2 separate regions of the Mus musculus genome follow, and region 1 is linked to region 2. A link is a contact called in ENCODE Hi-C or POLR2A ChIA-PET data. All regions are on one chromosome and are shown on one strand. The core of a region is the stretch at or near the end of the contact, and the rest is flanking DNA. Distances in the headings are between cores, read along the strand shown.

Region 1 (3,558 bases), core at 1,045-3,544, 45 kb before region 2:
ATGTGAAGTTGATGGCATATTAAGAACTAGTCGGGCAATGGTGGCGCATGCCTTTAATCCCAGCACGTGGGAGGCAGAGGCAGGCGGATTTCTGAGTTCGAGGCCAGCCTGGTCTACAGAGTGAGTTCCAGGACAGCCAGAGCTACAGAGAAACCCTGTCTCCAAAAACAGAATTTAAAACAAACAAACAAACAAACAAACAAACTAGACATTAAGTCTATAGGCCTCCACTAACTCAAATAGAAATAATCTGATAATCAGAACACCCAGACTGTAATGGTAATCTTACATTGGAATCCCAGCACCTGACCAGCAGGAGTTCAAACCTGGGCTACACAGGCATCTCTCTGGGTACATGGACACAGTGACTTTACATGTGGCACTCCTGCACTCAATCTTAGCAGTGGAAGGAAGACTAAAGCAAGCATACTCCACTTTTTGAAATTGAGAAGGAGCTAAATTGTTGTATTCACCTTTAATCCCATCACTTGGGAGTCAGGGGCAGCCCAATCTCTAAATTCAGGGACAACCTGGTCTACAGAGTGAGTTCTAAGACAGCCAAGGCTACACAGACAAACCCCGTTTCAGAACATCAGAGGGGAAAAAATTTAGACCCTAGGAGTAGTGGTATACACCCTTTAGTCCCAGCACTCAAGAAATAGCAGAAGGTTCTGAGTTTAAAGCCAGCCGGATCTAAAGAACTAGCCACAGGTCAGCCAGAGCTACAACATAGAGACCCTGTCTCAAAAGCAAAATAAATAAAATTTTTAAGAGAAAGGGATGATAGGCACCTGCTGAAATCCTGGTGACCCCAGTTTTATCCCAGAAGACACAGTAGCAAAGTGGGCCAAAAGCTGTTCTCTGACCTCTCCATGTTACTGGTATCATCTGCCCACAACCATTCACTTGTGGGTTACACAGAGAACTGAAATTTTTTTGGTAAGCAAATGGTCAGTAGTTTTATTTCGGCATTTACTAAAGTCTTAAATATAATCACATATAAAACAAACATTTCAGAGTTCCAGGACAGCCAGGGCTACAAAGAGAACCCTGTCTTGAAAATCCAAAAAGAACAAAATAACCCCCCCCCCAAACAAAACCAAACATCTCAAAAGTACAAAATACAGCCAGGCGTGGTAGTGTACACCTTTAATCCCAGCAATTGGGAGGCAGAGGTGGGCGGATTTCTGACTTCCAGGCCAGCCTGATCTAGAAAGTGAGTTCCAGGACAGCCACAGCCAGGGCTATACAGAGAAACCGTGTCTCGAAAAACAAAAGAAAGCTGTTACACACACACACACCCCCTTGTATTAGCTGTGCTTCGTGATACATGCCTTTAATGCCAGCAATTCACAGCACTATGGAAGCAAAAGTAGGTGTGTTGCTTGAGTTTGAAGCCAGCCTTATCTAAATATACAGTAATTTTGCGCCAAGGCGTAATATAATAGTTAGACCCTACCTCAAGAAACAAGTAATCACTTTTGCATTTACTTTTAGATCCAGTGTGCCCAGGCCTTCCTTCAAATCAAACCATGAATCTTTTTTAAAAATTACTACAAAAACGGGCATAATACAGACAGAATGGGGCTGACAAAGCGTGCCTAAAGCCTGCCATGCCCAGTAACTACTAATGGGGTGTGGTCGAGTTAGTACTCCAATCTAGAGGTGGAGCTGAGTGATCTGGAATTCAAGGTCATCCTCTGTGGCTACATAATGATTTGTAACTTAAAAAAAAAAAAAAAGGCTGGTAAGACTAATGGCAACACGAGGGAGATAAGAAAAGCAGAAAGTTCAAAATTTAAGTCAGGATTTGGTCTGTAAGACTGTTCTCAACTGAGATCTACCTCCGAGCGCTGAGCGCAAAAGCATGCATAGCCACCCGGCGTACTCAAAAGTACTTCGACATTGTTCAATGGGCTAACGCACTTTTTGCCAGACCTTAGCTACCTGCGCTCAGTCTGAATACACAGATGGAAGAACTGAACCACGTTTTGACCTCCACTCCGCAGCACGAAGGGAAGAAAGACTTAAGTATTAACTATTTCCAGATATCGTCTGTCTTGTTCAACTAGAAGAATTAAATATTTAAACCACCCCCTGGACAGAGCGATAGATCATTGTGACAGGGACCCTCAATTCAATCCCAAGGACCCAGTGCTGGAAAAATCCATTTCTTCACCTTATCCCCTCACCTCCACGCACAAATAAACATTAAAGGAAACCGACTAAAATAAGCCCAAAAGTTCCGTAAACAAAACTGCCCAGGTTCAGGAGACCGATCCCGCACAGCCACATGGCGGCCACCCGCGCTCGCTCGCCCGCTTACTCCGCAGCCCGACTTGCAGGTAGGAAAGAGGCCCATTTGTTTGTTCCCGGACTGGCAGGGGCAGAAAAGGTCGCTGGGTGGGAGTCTTAGGGCACATGGGGCTGCCTCTCCGATCCCGCCGGGTCGGGAAGGCTCCGGAGAGCACGCGCCGAGGGAAGGCCGAGCGGGCCCACCTCAACTTTTCCCAGACACGTGAGGCTCCACAAACACAGCACAAAAGTGCTCGTAACTGCGGCTAAGGCCGACTAACCCACCTAGGCAAAGACTCCGCACCCCACACGCTAACACGATACCTCTGGGGGACGGGACCGGCGCAGACCGGTGCTCCTAGCTCCCGGGCCGCCACGAGGAGGAAGCGAGGCGCTCGGCTTCGCTCGGGCCGGGCGTGGGCGGTGGGCGGAGCCGTCCCGCCCAGTCTTGTGAAACTCCGGGCGCCTCGGGCCACGTGAGCGCCCGCTCGTCTTTCTCCAAACTACAACCACCGCCCGGGCCTGCCGGGGGGCCGCTGACAGAGCGTAAGCCGCGGTGGGTGAGAAGCGCTCCACCCTCACCCCCCCCCCCAATATCCCGCCGAGGAAGCCGCGCCTGCGGGCGGGGTGGGGGGGCGGCTCTGAGGAAAGCCGCGCTTTCTCCGGGCGGGCGTGGGCCGCGGCTGCGGTCTCCCAGGCCCTCCGCACACCTCAGCCCAGAGGCCCGGCCCTACCGACCGGACTCCAGCCCTCAGTCCCCGCTCCCCCGACCGCACACCTCGGCCACGCGGCCCAATCCCCGTCGAAAATGCGCTGAACTTCGGCTCCCGACCCCAAACCCCGGCCACGCGGTCCCCAGCTCCGTGGGCAGCCTCCGCACGGCTATGGCTGTGCGGCGGCCACCTCGGCCCCGTTCCTTCCGAGTCCGGATCCCACGCCCGCCATCCAACGCCCGCCGGGCCCAGGCGCCAGCACACCCCGCCGGCGGCCCTCACCTCCGGCTTCTCGGCTCCACGCTCCCACTCACATCCGGACCTCGCCGGCCCTCAGAGCACCTAGAGGAGGGTGGAACCCCGGGGACTTGGCAGTTGTAGCTGAGGCAGTTGAGGCTTGTTTACTGTCACCATGGAAACCCCCACAGGCGCGCTCGCGGGACGGCCTCAGCGGGGCGAGTCAACCGCGCGGCCGGCCTGCTCCTCAACTCCCGCCTGCCGAGCGCCAGCGGCGCCTCCGGAAGCCCTCCTGATCCCCGGTCCGCTCCCC
Region 2 (3,793 bases), core at 66-2,565:
GGAACTTTGAGCAGACAAATCTTTGCTCTTTACAAACTCATTACCCAAGATATTTTGGTCTTAACAACGAAGAGTAACTCGTGGAACATACACCGAGTGAAATGTACGATAGGAGAGCCGACTTCCAGACTACAGGGAGAAAATGCTCCATAGAGCCTTTCAGAAGAGCTTGGTTGGATGTTTTGAGTACTTCACAAGGTGGCAAGGCAGTGTAGTGAGAATTAACATAGAACTTCCGGGTCAGCAGACCCAATGCTGAACCAGTTGATACCGTTTGCTAGATACATATTGTAAGGTCCCAAATGCTCTCGTTCCCTTGTATAAAATACCAATCTCACAATGAAGCTTGGCAATAAAGAGAAAGACCACAAGGACCTCACTCTAGGCAAATACTCAATGCTGATTTCCTAGTTTGTTCTAAGAAAGAAAAGCTGTATCTAGCTCAGAGATGAGGCATTTTTGGTGAAAGAAACTGCAAGTCACCTGAAGCATGGTCATATTTTCAGGGAGGGGCAGATTCTGCCTAGGGTAGTTCTGACATGCCCATCTCCTCAGACCAACCTATTTCAATACTGAAGTTCTGGAGTGGGTGTTCTCAGGTTCTGTGCATCTTCTCACTGCGTGCATTACAGCTACCCAGTATCCCTTGCCAGACCGTCCTCTCAGAAATCTGACTGGTTTCTAGGTCGCAGAGGGGAGGGCTGTGCAGCGGAAACCTTAGTACTCTTAGGGGTCTCTTCTAGGAGCCTCTCTCATGGTCTCCTGATGTCCAGCAACATCATCATTGGACCCACCCAGGTCAGAACTTGGTCAAGCAAGAGGAGGGTGTCTACGGAGCTGCGGTTTGCTCTGCTGCAGGGGCCTGGCCCTCCGTGAGGGTGGCCTGGTGCACGGGGTGTTACTGGGGGTTTGGGGGTTACCGTGGCTGCTAGCACGTGGGATCGCAGCCGCAAGGAGCCTTCCCAGCCTCGGAGCCTGGCTCCGAGTGGTAATGCCCCCTAGTTTGGACCAGGACACCGCTGCCCACCCCTGGGGCAGCCCAGCTCTGCTCACCTCTTGTAGGTAGAACCCACACCTGGTAACGCAGGACTCCCGAGCATCATCGAGGATTCGAACTACAAGTCCCAGAAGGCTGCGGGCAGGAAAGCGCTACTTCCGAGCTCACTTCCGGCGACGATGGGCTCACTCTTGTGAGCCCCCAGTTTGAGGTTGTGGTTGGCCCTGAATAGTTCAAGTTGTTGTGCACTCTTTTCGTTGCAGACACATACAGTTTTAAAATACTCCCCCAAGGTGTCTTTTACTTGTTATGATGATGCTAGAGGGTAAAAAATCATTATAAAATTGTCTTCAGCCTTAAAAATATTCTGAAGCTGTTAATAACCACTTTAAGTGAATAGTGTGGTATATGTATTCACAGCATGTAATCTCATCACTAGGGCCGAGGAAGGAGGTTTGTGAGTTCGAGAAGCCCGTGTCGAAATTTAAAAAAGAAAGAAAAGAATCGATCACTGGTTACTCCATGCTCTTATCTTTGGAGTACAGTCTCCAGATATTTATTGCGCAGGTCACCAACGCCTGTAATTCTAACTCCAGTGATCCCTACACCCTCTTCTGGACTCAGGCGCCTGTGTTCATGTACAATGTGTTCATGTGTACAAACCTACACACACACAAACTTAAAAACAGAATATTTTTAAGAATCAACAATAATGTATTTGGATATAAAGAACTAAAAACTGGATCATAAGGTTGACTTAATAGATCAGTGAACTTCCAAACCCAAAAAATAATTTTAATCATAAAATAGCCACCCCTCCAGAAATTGATGCCATTAAATCTGAAAGAAAATGTCAACGAAATTCTAAGGAATCAATAGTATTAAATGTCGCTAAGTTTCACTTACCAACAGGATTTCAGAGTGTTTTCTGAGTGTGCAGTCGTCTCCCAAAAGGATCTCTAGGTAAACCTGTGACATTAACATCCAATCTGTAGCCCACATGGTCCCCAGGAACGTTGTGAAAGCCCATCACAAAACTCTTAAACCTCAGACTTGAGACTTCTTTTTACAAATATCTTTTGTTCATATATTTCCCTCTGTGTGTGTAAGCCCTTCCCCCGTGGGTGTGGCCATCCGAGGACAACTTGCAGGAGTCACCTCCTTCCTTCTTCTCCGTGGATCCTGGGGATTGATCGCAGTCTGGCAGGATTGGCTGACAGGCACCCTAACCAGAACAGCCCGATTGTTCTTCTGAATGTGGCCTTTGTAAAGGACAGTGGTGTGTCACAGAAGGTTGGACACACTGTTTTGTTTTGTTTTATAAAGATTTAATTATTTATTATAGGATTACACTGTAGCTATCTTCAGACACTCTAGAAGAGGGATTCAGATCTCATTATGGATGGTTGTGAGTCACCATGTGGTTGCTGGGAATTAAACCTTTGGAAGAGCAGTCAGTGCTCTTAACTACTAAGCCATCTCTCCAGGTCCCTGGACACACTGTTAACAGTTACCAGAGTACTGAACTTTGTTCTGCCCAGAGGGTCTTAGGTATTTCATAGCAGAAACTAGTAACAGAATGGGGCTAGGAAAGGCCGATCGTTTTAAAGTCAAGGCTATTTGGAATGCTTAAATTAGGTGTTGTGCATTCAGATAAAAATAGATTATAACATTTAAACCCAATATGTATGGTATCACTTTCCACTTTCTAGGAATCCAAGGTGCATGTTTTCTATTATTTATTTATTAATTTTGGTTTTTTGAGACAGGGTCTCTCTGTGTAGCCCTGGCTGTCCTGGAACTCACTCTGTAGACCAGGCTGGCCTGGAACTCAGAAATCCACCTGCTTCTGCCTCCCAAGTGCTGGGATTAAAGGTGTGTGCCACCATGCCTGGCTTCTTATTCCTTTTCTTATTTACATGTTCCTGGTAGCTTAGGCAAGAATAATGGGTAAGAAATCATCCCTAGAGATGGGGCCACTAACATGACCTTATCCCCAGGGAAACCAATGCTTTACTTGCTAAATCATTTAAAAAACAATTATGATAAAAACTTTCCCAACAATAAAACTTCATATGGCTACACGTGTGTCATCAGAGGTGGATTTTGTTATGTGGTAAAGAAAACCTTAATTAGAAAGAGTTAAAATAGTTTAAATTTATACATTGAAGATTATAAAAAATCAGGCACTAAATGTTAAATAATAATTGACCATGAGGCTGGAAAGTTAGTTCAGTGGTTAAGAGCACTGACCTTTAAAGATTTATTAACCTGCTCCTGGAAACCCGCCCCCCACTGAATACATCCACTGAATACAAAAAAAAAAAAAAAAAAAAAAAAAGAACTGTTCTATTTGTGATTCACTGAATACATAGTTTCAGAGTTGTAATGCTTGGATGATTTTTGTGCTTTACTGTGCCAAGTGATTTTTTTTTTTTTTTTTGGTTTTTCCAGACAGGGTTTCTCTGTATAGCCCTGGCTGTCCTGGAACTCACTTTGTAGACCAGGCTGGCCTCGAACTCAGAAATCCGCCTGCCTCTGCCTCCCAAGTGCTGGGATTAAAGCCGTGTCACCACGCCCGGCTGGATATAGTTTCTAAGAGATGTAATGTTTGGTTTTTTTAATGTATAAAACCCCCTGCTTGAGAGCTGCAGAATACACTCAGATTCAAACTGGCTCTGTGTTTGTCTCTGTTTGTCACAGCTGAATCCTTACCCACCTGCTTCAAAGACTCTCATTCCAGGGACCCCCATGCCCAGCTGGGGTGGTCTGTGGCATGTGTGTATATATCTATGT

The links. Hi-C counts contacts between places; a loop is a spot of excess contacts on that map. ChIA-PET counts read pairs that join two places held with the same protein, here RNA polymerase II (POLR2A).
Region 1: a map of left cerebral cortex shows a loop between it and region 2 (2.1-fold over the local background). The contact joins the promoter of 4933440N22Rik here to the promoter of Zfp239 in region 2. A Hi-C loop is called at or near these places in 16 of 37 maps with a recorded cell type or tissue (CH12.LX, T-helper 1 cell, T-helper 17 cell and 5 more). POLR2A ChIA-PET finds 5 or more read pairs at or near these places in 5 of 5 experiments (Patski and embryonic stem cell).

What each region holds. Positions count from the first base shown.
Region 1 is chr6:117,906,941-117,910,498 of GRCm38, reverse strand. It overlaps 4933440N22Rik, which reads left to right and starts at 2,294. Exons shown (of 2, transcript XM_017321877.1): 1 at 2,294-2,395; 2 at 2,658-3,558. The coding sequence starts at 2,294. The coding sequence ends at 3,389. The region is part of intron 1 of Hnrnpf (heterogeneous nuclear ribonucleoprotein F); the gene reads right to left.
Region 2 is chr6:117,860,403-117,864,195 of GRCm38, reverse strand. Zfp239 (zinc finger protein 239) reads right to left here and starts at 1,315. Exons shown (of 4, transcript NM_001001792.2): 1 at 1,054-1,315.